Regions from separate parts of the Homo sapiens genome. Here all the other regions are linked to region 2. Evidence: chromatin contacts called from ENCODE Hi-C or POLR2A ChIA-PET data. All regions are on one chromosome and are shown on one strand. Each heading gives the region's core, a stretch centred on a gene start or an enhancer-like site at or near the end of the contact. The rest is flanking DNA. Distances are from core to core; before and after follow the strand shown.

What was found. Hi-C counts contacts between places; a loop is a spot of excess contacts on that map. ChIA-PET counts read pairs that join two places held with the same protein, here RNA polymerase II (POLR2A). Pooled maps may share reads with other maps.
Region 1: a loop to region 2 is called in a map of naive thymus-derived CD4-positive, alpha-beta T cell, with 10 times the contacts of the local background. The contact joins the enhancer-like site here to the promoter of SMAD2 in region 2. A Hi-C loop is called at or near these places in 1 of 168 maps with a recorded cell type or tissue (naive thymus-derived CD4-positive, alpha-beta T cell), 1 of 37 single-sample maps with no recorded cell type and 7 of 50 pooled maps.
Region 3: a loop to region 2 is called in a map of ascending aorta, with 26 times the contacts of the local background. The contact joins the promoter of ME2 here to the promoter of SMAD2 in region 2. A Hi-C loop is called at or near these places in 2 of 168 maps with a recorded cell type or tissue (ascending aorta and naive thymus-derived CD4-positive, alpha-beta T cell), 1 of 37 single-sample maps with no recorded cell type and 15 of 50 pooled maps. POLR2A ChIA-PET finds 5 or more read pairs at or near these places in 2 of 52 experiments (PC-9 and activated B cell).

What each region holds. Positions count from the first base shown.
Region 1 is chr18:45,686,566-45,691,102 of GRCh38, reverse strand. The region is part of intron 7 of LOC105372093 (a long non-coding RNA gene); the gene reads left to right. Among named protein-coding and RNA genes, the nearest start is that of SLC14A1, 35 kb to the left of the region's middle. Within about 2 kb of position 3,287, at least 10 of the 41 ENCODE cell types and tissues checked have a DNase peak (open chromatin) inside an H3K27ac peak, as active enhancers do.
Region 2 is chr18:47,927,186-47,931,942 of GRCh38, reverse strand. SMAD2 (SMAD family member 2) reads left to right here and starts at 1,284. Exons shown (of 11, transcript NM_005901.6): 1 at 1,284-1,582. RefSeq lists silencers at 366-1,295, 1,326-1,855.
Region 3 is chr18:50,876,175-50,880,513 of GRCh38, reverse strand. It overlaps ME2 (malic enzyme 2), which reads right to left and starts at 1,396. Exons shown (of 16, transcript NM_002396.5): 1 at 1,206-1,396. RefSeq lists a silencer at 1,008-1,567 and an enhancer at 1,106-1,607.

The sequences.
Region 1 (4,537 bases), core at 2,038-4,537, 2.2 Mb after region 2:
GGCCTTAGGGATCTGCGCTTTTTAACTACATCCAAGTGAGTCTGATTCAGGTGGTTCTTGGACCACACTTTCAAAAAGCAAAACAAAACAACAACACACACCTTAATATTTAAGTTTAAAAAAATGGACAGTTCAGAAACAAACTAAAATTGTGGCTTCTACATTCAGTTGCTAAAAAACACCCCAGAGGAATTCATAGGTTACTGTGTTATTTCTGCTCTGACCTGGTTGAAGATAAAAGCTACAAGTCTACAAAACACACACACCCCAACCATCCTGTTAGCCGAACTCTCCAAGATGAAATTAAAACAATCCAATAGCATTCAAGTCAGTAAGTCTACTCTTGCAAAAGAATGATTCCAAAACTCGAGGTGTTTGGAAGTGTACTCGTAGAGATGTTAATATGTGGACACACACACACACACACACACACACACACACGCCCTTCTCTGATAAAAGAAGGATAAGTGATTCATTAAAAGCACACTGGCATTAAAGTCTTTGAGAAGCCAATGCTAATGAAAGATGTTAAACTTTATTTGGCTTAATGTACCTGGATCTCATTGGATCATGTGACTTTTTCTTATTTAAAATTTTTTCTTTTGGATATGTATTTAAGATCCATGACTGATGAGTTATGGAAATACTACCTTAAAGCAAGAGGAATGTGAACTAAAGATTTTTCTGGATTCTGAAAAACAATCCCATATGCAAAAAAGAATAGTCTTTTCAATAAATAGTGCTGGGGCAACTGAATATCCACTTGCAGAAGATTGGGGACTCTACTACCATATACAAAAAATAACTCAAAGTGGATCAAAGACCTAAATATAAGAGCTAAAGCTATGAAACTTTCAGAAGAAGAGTTTTGTCTCCTCCCTAGCCTGAGCCCTTAACACTCAGACAGTTTCCATCTCTCCATGGAAGCCCATCCAGCACCCTTTTATTCTCCTCGGATAACAGTCTCAGAACCAGGAGTTCAAATAGTAAGTGAATCAAGCAGCACGGATATCCTGTGCTCAGTAATATGTTTGGTCTCCAAAGTATGTTGTGTTCAAGTAATTATAAGATGAGGTCTTTGACTTTAGAGTTTCCCATCTTGCTGAGCAAATAAGACCCTCCACCCAGGTGGCAGGTGATACCAGATAACATAAAATTGAATGTTGAATTATATGGTCAATATTAAATTTATGTAAAAACTAGAGTTTTCTTAAAGAATGCAGAAGCTTCTAAGACATTCATGAGGGAGGTAAATTGAAGTTTTTGGGGTGTGAAAGGCACAAACCATTTATACGTCCCTCAAGTTATGCCAAATCATATTTCCATTCTTTTCCCCCAGTGTCAACAGTAAGTGGGGTTCCCATGAGCTCCTCTCTGAGCCATTTGGGCGACTGCTGTGATGGTAAGGAGGGAGGGTGGGCATGGGCCACAGAAGCCATGGAGCCAGCTGCAGGTCTGCTGCTGCTCTTGACAGATGGTAGCCACCTGCCTCAATCCCCACCCCCGCAACCCCAGTCCCCGTCAGGGCCTTTCTAGGATAAGGCCTTACAGTGACTGGATTTGCAAGCTGCACACTGACCCATGGCCACTCATGCAATCATGTCCTGGGCTTCTACGTGAATTCTACTCAAATTCCTGTGCTGAGACCCCCTCTGTCTACCCACCTCCTTCAGTTCTTCAGATAGCCAGGAGAATTGGCCTTCTTAAGTCATTTGCGATGCAGGTAAAAATGCAGATACCCCATCACTTACTGAATCCCAATATCTTAGGGTTCAGGGGAGGTGCTAGAATCTGCATTTTGGTTAAACATTATCTTGCTTAGTACCCACCTCCTGGAATTAATTCCAGGCTTACAGGGATGCTGAAGTAGGGGTCCATCTGTCAGTAAATATGTATCCACGTGCCAGGCCTGGAATGGGGGCCATGAAAATACATAATCTGGCCCCTCAGAGGTTATAATGTGTTGGGGAAGATGAGTTATTCACAGGTTGTGGTGTGATGTGTTGGGCAGGAAGCCAAGTCATGGGGGTGCTCCCCACTCACACGCTCATGATTGGGTGAAATCCGGCTAAACATTGATTCAAAGAGCACCCAGGGGAGTATGCAGGGATGGGGAAAAAGCCAGCTACTCTTTCTGCCTTTCTCCAGTAGGGCGTTTCATGAGCTGATTATGAGTAGGGATCTGTCTGGGTCTTTCCTTTGCTCCAGCTGGAAAATCTACAAATATTTTGGTTGTGGGGTGCCTTCCTGGTTTGTTCCAGTCCCTGCACCATGGAGCCTGGGTGTGCTGGGTCTTCAGGATAGAAGGTGCCACCTCTCTCTGCACTTCCTTTGCTCCCTGGGGTGCTTGTCAAGTGAGTACCCCACAAGTGAGGCTCTGTGTATATTGGGGTGTTGTGTTGCTGTCTCATGCTGTCATGGGTGAGGAAGGAGTTTGAAAGCAGAGAACTAGCCCAGGGGGATCTTTGATGCTGCAGCCATGGGAGAGCAAGCTCCAGTTGCCACCAAGAGCTCAGCACAGGACCAGCTACGTAATTCATGGGGCCCAGTACAAAATGTAAATATGATTCATTTGTTCAAAAGCTATTAAGACTTGCAAGACACTGATGGGAGGACAGATGACAACAGAGAAGGCAATGCCTCTCTTTTGCTGGACATAACTTATAACTTTAGTATAACTGTGTCTGTCACTTACTCATTCACTGCGGGAGAGAGGCCCCAGTTAGGGGAATGTACAAAACTCATCGCTGTTCACAAGGAGTTCACAGTCTGTTCATGTTGAGAACCTGGGGCTAAGGCCAAGGAGCCACAGCGGGGCCTGGGAGAACAGGAAGCCAGTCCCTGAAGGCGGCTTGTGGCCCAGGAATGGTGATGGGTGCTCCAGCCACAGCCCAGACTCCCTGTCCTGCCCTCCAGGCTGTCACTTTAATCTTGTGTCCTGAGCTTTCCATCTTGCTGTATGCTAGGGTTAGAAACTAGCTAGGAATCAGTGTCTCTCTGGAAGCTTAAAAACAAGAACTACACACAGATGAGCAGAATAGGATTCACAGGTCTTTAGAGGGGCCAGGAACACAGCTTACATTTGTCCAAATCCAGAGGTTAAGAACTGTATGGTTACAGCCCTCCTCTGACCTCAGGGACAGAGACAATCTCCATTTGACAAAATCATGCTGCCTGGGGCTCCTCCCACTTGAGAGCTCTCTAGAGAATCTTCTCCCTGCAGCCCTGCACAGAGCAGCACAGCACAGCACCGAGCAGCCCCCACACCTTCTACTGATGGGGCCCCCTGGGGAGCTTTGGCAACCACCCCGGCCTGGGCCGCCCCTAAGGTTCTGATAGAGCTAGTCTGGGCTGTTGCCTGGGCCCCAGGGTTTGTAATGCTCTGCTGCCCGACTTGCCCACCTCCCCGCCCCATGACACCCCTTGAAACTACTGCTCAGGCCATGCCGTAAGAGACAGGTGGACCCTAGTGACCCAGACTGACCCATCAAGAAGCAAGCACTGGGGAGAGGAGTGAAAGCCACCCCATCCCTCTCCCAGCCCCAGCCCTGGCCCCACCAGACAGTTCAAAGAGGGGTGGAGCCTCACCCCATGGCAAAAACTGCTATTTTTTTTTTTTTTTTGCACTCTTCCTGTTACAGTACCAGCTGGCCGCCAGCACCTGCTCTCTACATGGCTCCATGTTCTGCTTTTCTCCACCTCTTTAACCCCTGACCACAGCTGTCTGCCTGCACAGGGCTCCCTGCATGGCTGTCTCAGTGGAGCTGCTTTTCTACGCCCACTGCCTGCCCATTGGCTTGCCCCCTTGCAATAACTGCTGTCATCACCATTTCCCAACTTCCACCTTCTGCCCCCATTCCAGGCCAGCCCTTAACCCCATCCTACCTGCTCACAGGGCACAGCTGCTGCTTCTCACTGGGGCCATGCCTCTGACCTCTAGCCAGCTCTGCCTGTGTCTGTGGTGCCTGACTGAGAGCAGCGTGGTCGGAGGGGCTCCGGACAACCCCCTGCTCCTCTTTTCTAGGGCCAAGGCGCTCACTCAGCAGGCTTCTAGGTCTAGGGCCAAAGCAAAACCTTGCTTTTGTGCTCAGCCTACTGAGCCGGATGTTACTGGTTAGTGGTTTTCTTTATCTAGTCTTCTTTGTGGTGCAGGGTGAGTCCCCAACAACAGTGAGAAAGAGAGAAACTTCACTTTAGAGGATTCTCTGTGCTGTCTGTGCTCCTCCTGCCTCAGTGCTCAGTGCTTCTCACTGCATCTCCTGGCAGGTCTACTACCCCTTATGCAAACCCACCTGGGAACTGAGGATGGGGACTGGGGTTTAACGGAGTGCTGAAGAGTGACTCAAATTAGAAACAGTTGGGGTCCAAGAAATAGGCAGCACCGTTGTTTTCCTGCCCCAGCTGCATGTTAGAATCACCCCAGGAGCTTTAAAAAAATTACCTGTGCCCAGGCCCATTGCTGGCTTAATTGGCCTGAGGTAGGGCCTGGCATCAGAATCAGAGGATCCTGATCTAACCAAGAGTAAGAACCTGTGCA
Region 2 (4,757 bases), core at 35-2,534:
CTGGGCAGCCGTAAGTTTAGGGCCTTGCTGCCTCCTGTAGGGCAGATGTGCAAGTTGGGGCCTAATCGTCGCAACAGTGGAGAAAAGGGGAAGGGAAGATATCCCAGCCATTAAGGGACATCGTGACAGATGTTTCTTTTAGACTTCACAAAGACCCTTCGGGACATGGATTATTGATATCATTTTTACTGAAGACGGAACCAAAATTTAGGTTAAACACTTATACCTGGCATCCCCTACCCGGGCCCTAAGTGCTCTCCAAAGACCCCACCTCTGGGCTTATTTACATCGCGAACCCGCCCTCGTTCAGCAACACGAGGGCCCCGCCCGCTCATTTGCATAGGGCGCGCCCAGTCACGGGCCGGGTCCTCGGGCTTCTCCCGAACCCCTTTTCTCTCTCAGGCGCGTCCTCCGCGCTGCGCGGGGCCTCCCCGTGGGATGAGCACGTGTCCGCTGCCGGCCTCACGACGGACGGTGGACGAGGCGGCAGGCCCCTACAGGCCCCACCCACGACGCTGGCGAGGGATCGGGCGGTCACCGGGAATCGTCTTAATGCGCGGCAAGGCGCGGGCCTCTCCCTCTCCGCCCGTGAGCCCCGGTGGGAGCGCGCCGGCGCCCAACTCAAGCGAAACCGCGGGCGTCCCGCCCCGCCCGGCCGCGCCCCGCCTCGCCTCACGCTAGACTGGGGAGGCGGGACCAATCAGCGAGCGACGTCTCCCTTCCGATTCGAGGCCCCCGATGCGCGGCTCACACCCCGAGCTTCCCTCGTGCTGATTGGCTGCGGGCGCCGCCGGTCCGGCCGGGAGGCGGGGCGGGCCGTAGGCAAAGGGAGGTGGGGAGGCGGTGGCCGGCGACTCCCCGCGCCCCGCTCGCCCCCCGGCCCTTCCCGCGGTGCTCGGCCTCGTTCCTTTCCTCCTCCGCTCCCTCCGTCTTCCATACCCGCCCCGCGCGGCTTTCGGCCGGCGTGCCTCGCGCCCTAACGGGCGGCTGGAGGCGCCAATCAGCGGGCGGCAGGGTGCCAGCCCCGGGGCTGCGCCGGCGAATCGGCGGGGCCCGCGGCCCAGGGTGGCAGGCGGGTCTACCCGCGCGGCCGCGGCGGCGGAGAAGCAGCTCGCCAGCCAGCAGCCCGCCAGCCGCCGGGAGGTGGGTGCGTGGCGCCGCGGCGGCCGGCGGCCGAGGGCGGAGGGCGGAAGCGGAGGTGGGCTGGCGGGGGAGGGCGCGGCCGTGCGGGCGGCCGGTAGGGCTGCGGGCGCGCGCCTGAGGGGAGGAGGGGCAGCGCGGGCGCGCGCGTCCTCACCCCCTCCTTCCCCGCGGGCGGCGGCCAGGCTCCCTCCCCTCCCCTTCCCTCTCCTCCCCTCCCCTCCCCTCTCTTCCCCTACCCTCCCGCGCGCCCGGGCCGCCGGCCGGGCCCGGGCCTGGGGGCGGGGCGGGAAGACGGCGGCCGGGAGTGTTTTCAGTTCCGCCTCCAATCGCCCATTCCCCTCTTCCCCTCCCAGCCCCCTCCATCCCATCGGAAGAGGAAGGAACAAAAGGTCCCGGACCCCCCGGATCTGACGGGGCGGGACCTGGCGCCACCTTGCAGGTAAAGCCTGGGCGCCCGCGGGCCTCCAGCTAGGGAAGTGTTTGCGTGCGTCCGCGGCCGGGGCGATGGGCCGTGTCACATGGCCGCTGCGGGTGGGGGCTGGGGTGTGGTGAGTTCGGGGGCTGTGGGTGCGCCGGCCCGGGCGTGCGGGTTCGGGGCCGGAGAGCCGGGAAGGGACGGGGCTCGGTTGCACTGCGCTGCCGCCCAGGCTGACGGGGGCGGGGGCTGCCTGCGTCCCTTCCCCTCGCTGCTCTCACACTCCATAGTTTGTGGTTCTGATTTTTAAAGCCGAAGGGCCAGAGCTCTTGTTTCAGGAGTTGTGGGGAAGCCTTGTTAGGGACGCGTAATACTTTGCCTCCACTTTTTTTTTTTGGTCTCGTAACCTTTGTTAACAGTGGTAGTCTCGGGTTTTCCATGGCTTGTGTGTACTCACAAACACGCACACAGCTGATAACTCTGTGATCATCCTTCACTCACTTGTGAAAGTTGTTCTGCGGGTGGAGCCTATTAGTTTTTATCACACGCCTTTGGAAAGCCCTCGAAGTGATTTCTCGTATTTCAAACTTGGTTTTTAAAATTGCAACTTACTTTGTTCTCTTGGAGGGGGATATTGTCTTTGGGTCAGGTACTTTTGTCTTTTACTTATCCTTAAAATGTCCTTTTGATCCTAAACAGAAAAAGAATGCCTGGGTTGGTTTTGTTATTCCTTTCTCTTGACCCTTTAAAAGCAAAATACCACCAGTGTGTTGTCAACCATACCTTTAAAAAAGAAATTTCCAGGTAAAACGAATTTGCAAGCAGCATTTTCCATCAAAGTCATGTCTTGTTTGTTGCAATTTGGACTATCTTAAATTTGGGTTTGTGAAACTTTTAAAACGACATGTGTAAAATAATTGTTAATAAATAAATAACTTGGAATAATTACATCTTTTTAGAAATGGTCTTTGAAATGTGATTTAATTTCCAAAATTCTTTTTCTCTCTTCTGACTTCATATGAATTGAACCTGATAGTTTCGTATGAATGAATCGCTGATAGGATGTTTTCCTTGAGCCTAGTAATAAATTTGCTCTTATTATGCTGAAAATTTGCTATTCTACTTTAACACCCTTTAAAAAGTTTCCATCTTACAGAGAAGTTAGTCAAATAGTTAAATGGAGTTTCAACAGTTTTAATACATGAATTAGTGAAGCAGATGAAGCAGAGATGGGAGAAGTAATTTAAAATGGGCTTCATAAATGTACCATAGTTTGAGGGTATTTAAAAAATTTGCCTTCGGAAAACCCATACAAGATATTTAAAGAATTTCCTCTGCCAGAAGGTCATTTAGCAAACGTTTATATTAAATTCAAAAGTAATACTTTTATTTTTAAAGTTCCTTAGCCGTTGCCGTAAACTTAGCTGTCGTAGTAAATATAAATAGTTCACATCTTTCGGCATTTCTAAAGAGTGTGCCCACTTTTACTATAAATATTAAACTCTGCTGGATTTAATTGAGTTCAAGGCTGTTCACTGGCCAGGTTTAATTAATGTAATGTGATTGGAAACGTTCATTTTGGGGTTTTAGTAAGAAATTGCTCTTAGAGCTTGGTTTTTATACTTAGCCACACCTTCTAAAGTGCGGCCACAAGCATTGTAGGTGTTCAACAAAAGTTTGGGTTTTCAAGGTTGTAACCTACGTTTACTTAGTCATAAGTGGTCATGTCTCTACACAGTCTGTAAGTTTCATGAAATAATAGTCTTTTAAGAAACTGTGCAGGGTAATTTCCTGTTGTTTGTGTCTTATCAGGCTTGGTATGTGTTTTAACTCTTGTGTAGGAATATTGGGGATGGTTTTGGTATTTCAACAGAACTTTAGTAGGAACAAAGGTTGTTTCTATTCTACTTCAAGATGGCCAGAGGTTGTTGTCCCCTTTTCATTTTCACATTGTAAATATTAGAATCATGTTGCTATAATCTTTACTTCACATTTGGGGGAATATATGTCAATGGAAAAACTCGGTTTAGCTGTGTAAACCGCTGGCCAAAGACCTATTGAATTTTTACATTTTGCAAATACTGTCAGTTTTAAAAGTCTTTCCTTGTTCTTGTTTGGTTTTGATTCTGTTGGTTTTGTGCTTTAGGGCTCCAAAAACCTCGTTTTGTAGCAGCTTTTTTATACAGGTGTTTTTGTAATGCATATAAAAGCTGTATTTAGTGCAGTCTGGCAGATGGAGATTTATTCATATTCTTAGGACAAAGAGTCATTTTTAGAGGGTAGAGGGGGGCATGTCTTTTAGATTCTTAGTCTTTTGATGGGTGTAGAAGAGCCATTTTTAGGCCCTTAGTTTCTGTGAGAGGTAAGATGTTTTCCCCTAAGTATTCCAAAGGTATGTCAGAAAATGTGAAACGTAAGGAATTCACAACCAGTTAAGAGAGGTTATGAGAGATTATGCATTTATATATTTTATTTTATTTTATTTTGAGACGGAGTTCACTCTTGTTGCCCAGGCTGGAGTGCAATGGCACGATCTCGGCTCACCGCAACCTCCGCCTCCTGGGTTCAAGCGCTTCTCCTGCCTCAGCCTCCTGAGTAGCTGGGATTACAGGCATGCGCCACCATGCCTGGCTGATTTTGTATTTTTAGTAGAGACGGGGTTTCACCATGTTGGTCAGGCTGGTCTCGAACTCCCGACCTCAGGTGATCCGCCCACCTCGGCCTCCCAAAGTGCTGGGATTACAGGCGTGAGTCACCGCGCCTGGCCGATGCATTTATTTTCAACAAATACATTTATTCATTTATTCAACAAACAGCTTTTTCTGTGTGTCAGGCTCTGGACTAGGCAATAAAGTCTCTTAACAGCAAACAAGTACACCCCTGTTCCTTAATGGAGTTAGAAAAGTGGAAACTCATGTCCCTTGCCCTATTCTCCAGTGTTTAGAGTAAGACAGTTGTTAGTGTACAAATCAAGGGCACATGCATTACTGAGCCATTCCTAAAGTGAGCTTGCCTTGCTTCCTGTAACATGTAGCAGATAGCACTAGGGAAGATGTGAAGTGTTACTCAGTGTCACTGGGAACAATCTGTGTATTTTGGGGGGACCTTGGCACCAGTTTTGCACAGTCTATACAAACTGAAGATACGGCCAGTCTTTCAGAAACATGTTTATTGCTGAACAGATGTACACTTGTAGAGC
Region 3 (4,339 bases), core at 147-2,646, 2.9 Mb before region 2:
CGAACGGCCTATATGTATGTTTTTAAAAACAACTGTTTCTCTCATCTAATTTACAGAGTATTTGTAAATTGAAAATCAAAATTATGGGTACAACATCGCAATTAGCTTAACAACATGAGCAATGCTTAAGGAGTATACACGTTTAAGGGAGTGGGGGTGGAGGATGCAGCTATGAAGTTAGACCACTTGAGTTTGAATCTAGGCTTTGTCACGTTAAAACTGTGGTCTTAGGCAAGTTACTTAACCTACCTAAACCTTAGTTTCCTGGTTTGTAAAGTGGAGGCAGTAACAGTATCAACCTCAAAGGGTTATTTTGAGATAATCCGTGTAGAAACTAGCGCTCTGCCTGTCACTAGCAATTAATACATGCTACTATTGTTATCGTTATCAACTGCAACACTAACAGAAATAGCAATGCTATTAACCTCTTTGCTTAGAGGTGATAGCCACAAGCATCAGGAAGGTAAATCCACAGACAGAAGATGATAAAACGTTTTGTAAGAAAGCACGTGTTAATTTGATCACGCTTCTCACCACAAGCAACGTAAATTTTCTAGAATTATCTCTGGAACCAAAAAAGAAAGTCGAAACCTAGGACCACCTAGGTAACACCACATGCAGAGATAGTTATCGCCAGCGTGAAAGAAACACCTGCCAATCCCGGTCCACAGATGGCATTTAATAATAGACGGAATCGGTCCAATCTCAGAACTCTCCAGCCCGCAGCAAGTCTTTTTTTAAAGGGAGGAGCCACACACACAGCCTAACTCCTGCCGTTAACTCGGCCCGACTGAATAAAGGAGATAGGCTTGCCAAAGGGTTTCCAGCCACAGAAGTCCTTTTGTGGAGGGGTGCAGAAAGAGCGAGAAAGAGATGCTGGCGTTTGGAGGCCCAGGGCCTCGCTCCCGGGCGAGAGCGGGGCGCCCAGGCACCAGCCGGCGGAGGAACCTGGAAATCGCGCGCCGGGTAGAGCCGCGGCCGCTGGAACCTGGGTCGCCGCGATGTAGCCGGTCCCTCGCCCTCAGCCCGGACTCCGCAGACCGCTTCCCTTCCCCCAGCCCCCACCGCCAGGCCGGGAACGGCGGGGGCCGCACGCGCGGAGGCCGGAGGCGCGGCAGCGCTGGGCTCTCGGGGCCGGGCCAGGGGAGGCCGGCGCCCGCTCCTCTCCCGGACCCCCGCCCGGGCCCCACCGCGCCGGGCCTTACCAGAGGTCTCGCGCCGCGACAGGTGGTACACCCGGCGGAGAGGCCGCGCCCTGCCGCCCGCCCTGGCGATGCTCAGCTCCCGCGCCGCCCGGCCCTCCCCTTCTGCGAGCCTCCCGGAGCCGCCGTCAGCTCAGGCTCACACTGGCGCGGGCGGCCCCACACGCAGAGGCGGCCCGAAGAGCGGCCGAGAGAGGGGAGGGCGCGAGGAGCCGGCCAGCCGCGGGGCCCGGAAGGCGTGGCCCACGGTGGAGACGGACGGGCTCGCGGGCCAATTGGAGGCAGGAACCGGCCGGAGGGGCGGGCTCCGTCTGGAGGCTTAGCTGCCGGCGCTGGGGTTCCTGTCCTCCGCGCCTTCCTCAACCCAGCTCCTGGAGGTTACGGTTCTGAGGCGGGGCGGGCGGCCTCGTGGACGCGATGCTGAGGATGTGAGAAGTGCAGTGCGGAGGAGGAGGTGGAGCTCCGCCGCTCCATGAAGGAAGCCGGGGCTGGCCGACCGCGCCCCCCAGCACTCCTGGCCCGGGGGTCCCAGTCTCCGAACCCGCGGAGGCCAGGGAAGCTGGGAGTTGGGGTCTGTCCTGCCTGAGCCACAGAGGAAGGGGGAGAACGGGAGGGCAGGAGACGGCAAAGGAAGGAAGAAGAGGACCCAGGAAATGCGAGGCTTCCGCACTTCAGCGACGCTTTCACTTTCCGAGCTGTTTTGTGTGCTTAGGACTTGCTCTTCTGCAGAATTCTTTGCCACTCCTCATGGCTGCTGGCAAGGTTATTGGCCTGCGGTGAATTTACCAATCACCTCCACTGTCACAGTCACCATAAATAGATGCTCAATGTTCTGCCTCAGAAAAGCACCGGAACACTTAATTGTCTTGTCCTTGAAAGCCGCAGGGACCGTGCCTTCCAACATCCCTACCCCCGCCCTCCCAACGGTTGTGACATGGGAGGATATTTCTTCACCCTTATTTCAGAAAATGTTATCACCCAAAACTCTTTACTATAATGAGCTTGTGTACTCTTAAAACAAGGCATGGTAATGACAATTTCAAAAATAAGATGTAAAATATAAAAAAAGAGGCAAGGCAGAATAAAATTAAAAGTGATGGAAATGTAGGATTGAGAAGATGGAGTGGAAGTAGGGAAGAGTGAATTGCTCCCTCCTAAACTCTGACAATTAAATAAAATCTGGGGCAATCGCCCCTCTCTGAACATTGAAGGGTGGGGCCTGTGAGGAGGAAACTCCAGTTAGGTGATAATCCATAGGTGTGGTTGCTATAATAACCACCGCAGGCAAGGAGAGGTTATAAATATGAATGACCTAAAGTAACTCTGCTTGCCAGGAACTTACAAGATGCAGCAGGTTGGATGAAGGAAACTAAACATTACCAGTGTCTTTCTACATAAATGCTTCATTAGTAGAGGTGAAATTCTTTTGTCTTTGAAAGACAGTTGTGGGGGTGTTGGGGGGTAGATGGGGAATGGGGAGATGTTGGTCAAAGGGTAAAAAGTTTCAGGAGTAAGTTTTAGAAATATCGCACAGCATGGTGACTATAGTTCATAATGTATATTTCGCAATGGCTGAAAGAGTAGATTTAAAATATTCTCACCAAAAAGAAATAAGCATGTAAGGTGATGGATATATTAGCCTAATTTGATCATTCCACAATGTATTGAAACATTACATTGTATCCCATTGCATTAAAGTATATACATTTTTTTTCTTTCGAGATGGAGTCTTGCTCTGTCGCCCAGGCTGGAGTGCGGTGGCGTGATCTTGACTCACCGAAACCTCCGCCTTGCAGGTTCAAGCGATTCTTTTGACTTAGCCTCCCAAGTAGCTGGGATTACAGGCACCCGCCACCATGCCTAGCTGATTTTTGTGTTTTTAGTAGAGCCGGGGTTTCTCACCATGTTTCCCAGGCTAGTCTCGAATTTCTGGCCTCAAGTGATCTGCTTGCTTCGGCCTCCCAAAGTGCTGGGATTACAGACATGAGTCACCCGCGCCCGACCATAATTATATACAATTGTTTGTCAATTTAAAGAATTTAAGGACAGTTTGTCCTACATTCGAATAATCCCAGATTGAAAGTTGTAGAGAGCTATCATGGAGGGAACTTATTTTGCTTACATTGAAGTCAATTTATTCCTTATTAAATACCCGCTACTGTCAAGGAGGTAGAAACTGCTGTTTTCTGGTCTGCTCTGACAACAATTTCTTTCCCCTTAGCCACTTACAGTGATTGGTCAAAGGCTTCCTAATGAAAACAGAATTCCATCCTGGCTAACTCAGTGAAACCCCGTCTCTACTAAAAATACAAAAAATTAGCCGGGCTTGGTGGCGGCCGCCTGTAGTCCCAGCTTCTCGGGAGGCTGAGGAAGGAGAATGGTGTGAACCCAGGAGGCGGAGCTTGCAGTGAGCTGAGATCACGCCACTGCACTCCAGCCTGGGCGACAGAGGGAGACTCCATCTCAAAAAAAAAAAGAAAAGAAAAAGAAAACAGAACTAACTTTTTCTGCTACTGTGCACACACAGTCACCACAGAACACAATACTTCACCTTTAGTCACCAAAATGTGTGTGGGTTGCTCTTCACCAACAACCAGTTCTTCAGCTGTGACCTGGTGGGTGTCCTATCATTTAACTCAATTCTGATGCTATCTACCAGGAGATAGTGTCGCATCGCACAGGTTGAGGGCTCAGTCTCACAAGAGTGTCCCCCACTTCAGATGCCAGTCACAAGTCCCAGGTTGCCATTACCCTGTCACTGGGTTATATTAATTTGCTAGGATGGCTCACAAAACTCAAGGAAACACTTTACGTACGTTACAAAGGATGTCATAAAGGACACAGATGAACAGCCAGATGGAAGAGATGCATGGGGCACAGTATGTGGCAAGGGGTGTGGAGCTTCCATGCCCTCTCTTGGCTTACCACCCTCCATATGCCTTCACGTGTTCAGCAATCAGGAAGCTCTTTGAACCCTGTCCTTCTGGAGTTTTATGGAGGCTTCCTTACATAGGTGTGATTGATTACATCATTGACCATTGGAGATCAACTCAACCCTTATCTCCTCTTCCTTCCCAGGAGGTCAGGGGGCAGAGGATGGAGCTAAAAGTTCCAATCCTCTAATCACATGGTTGGTT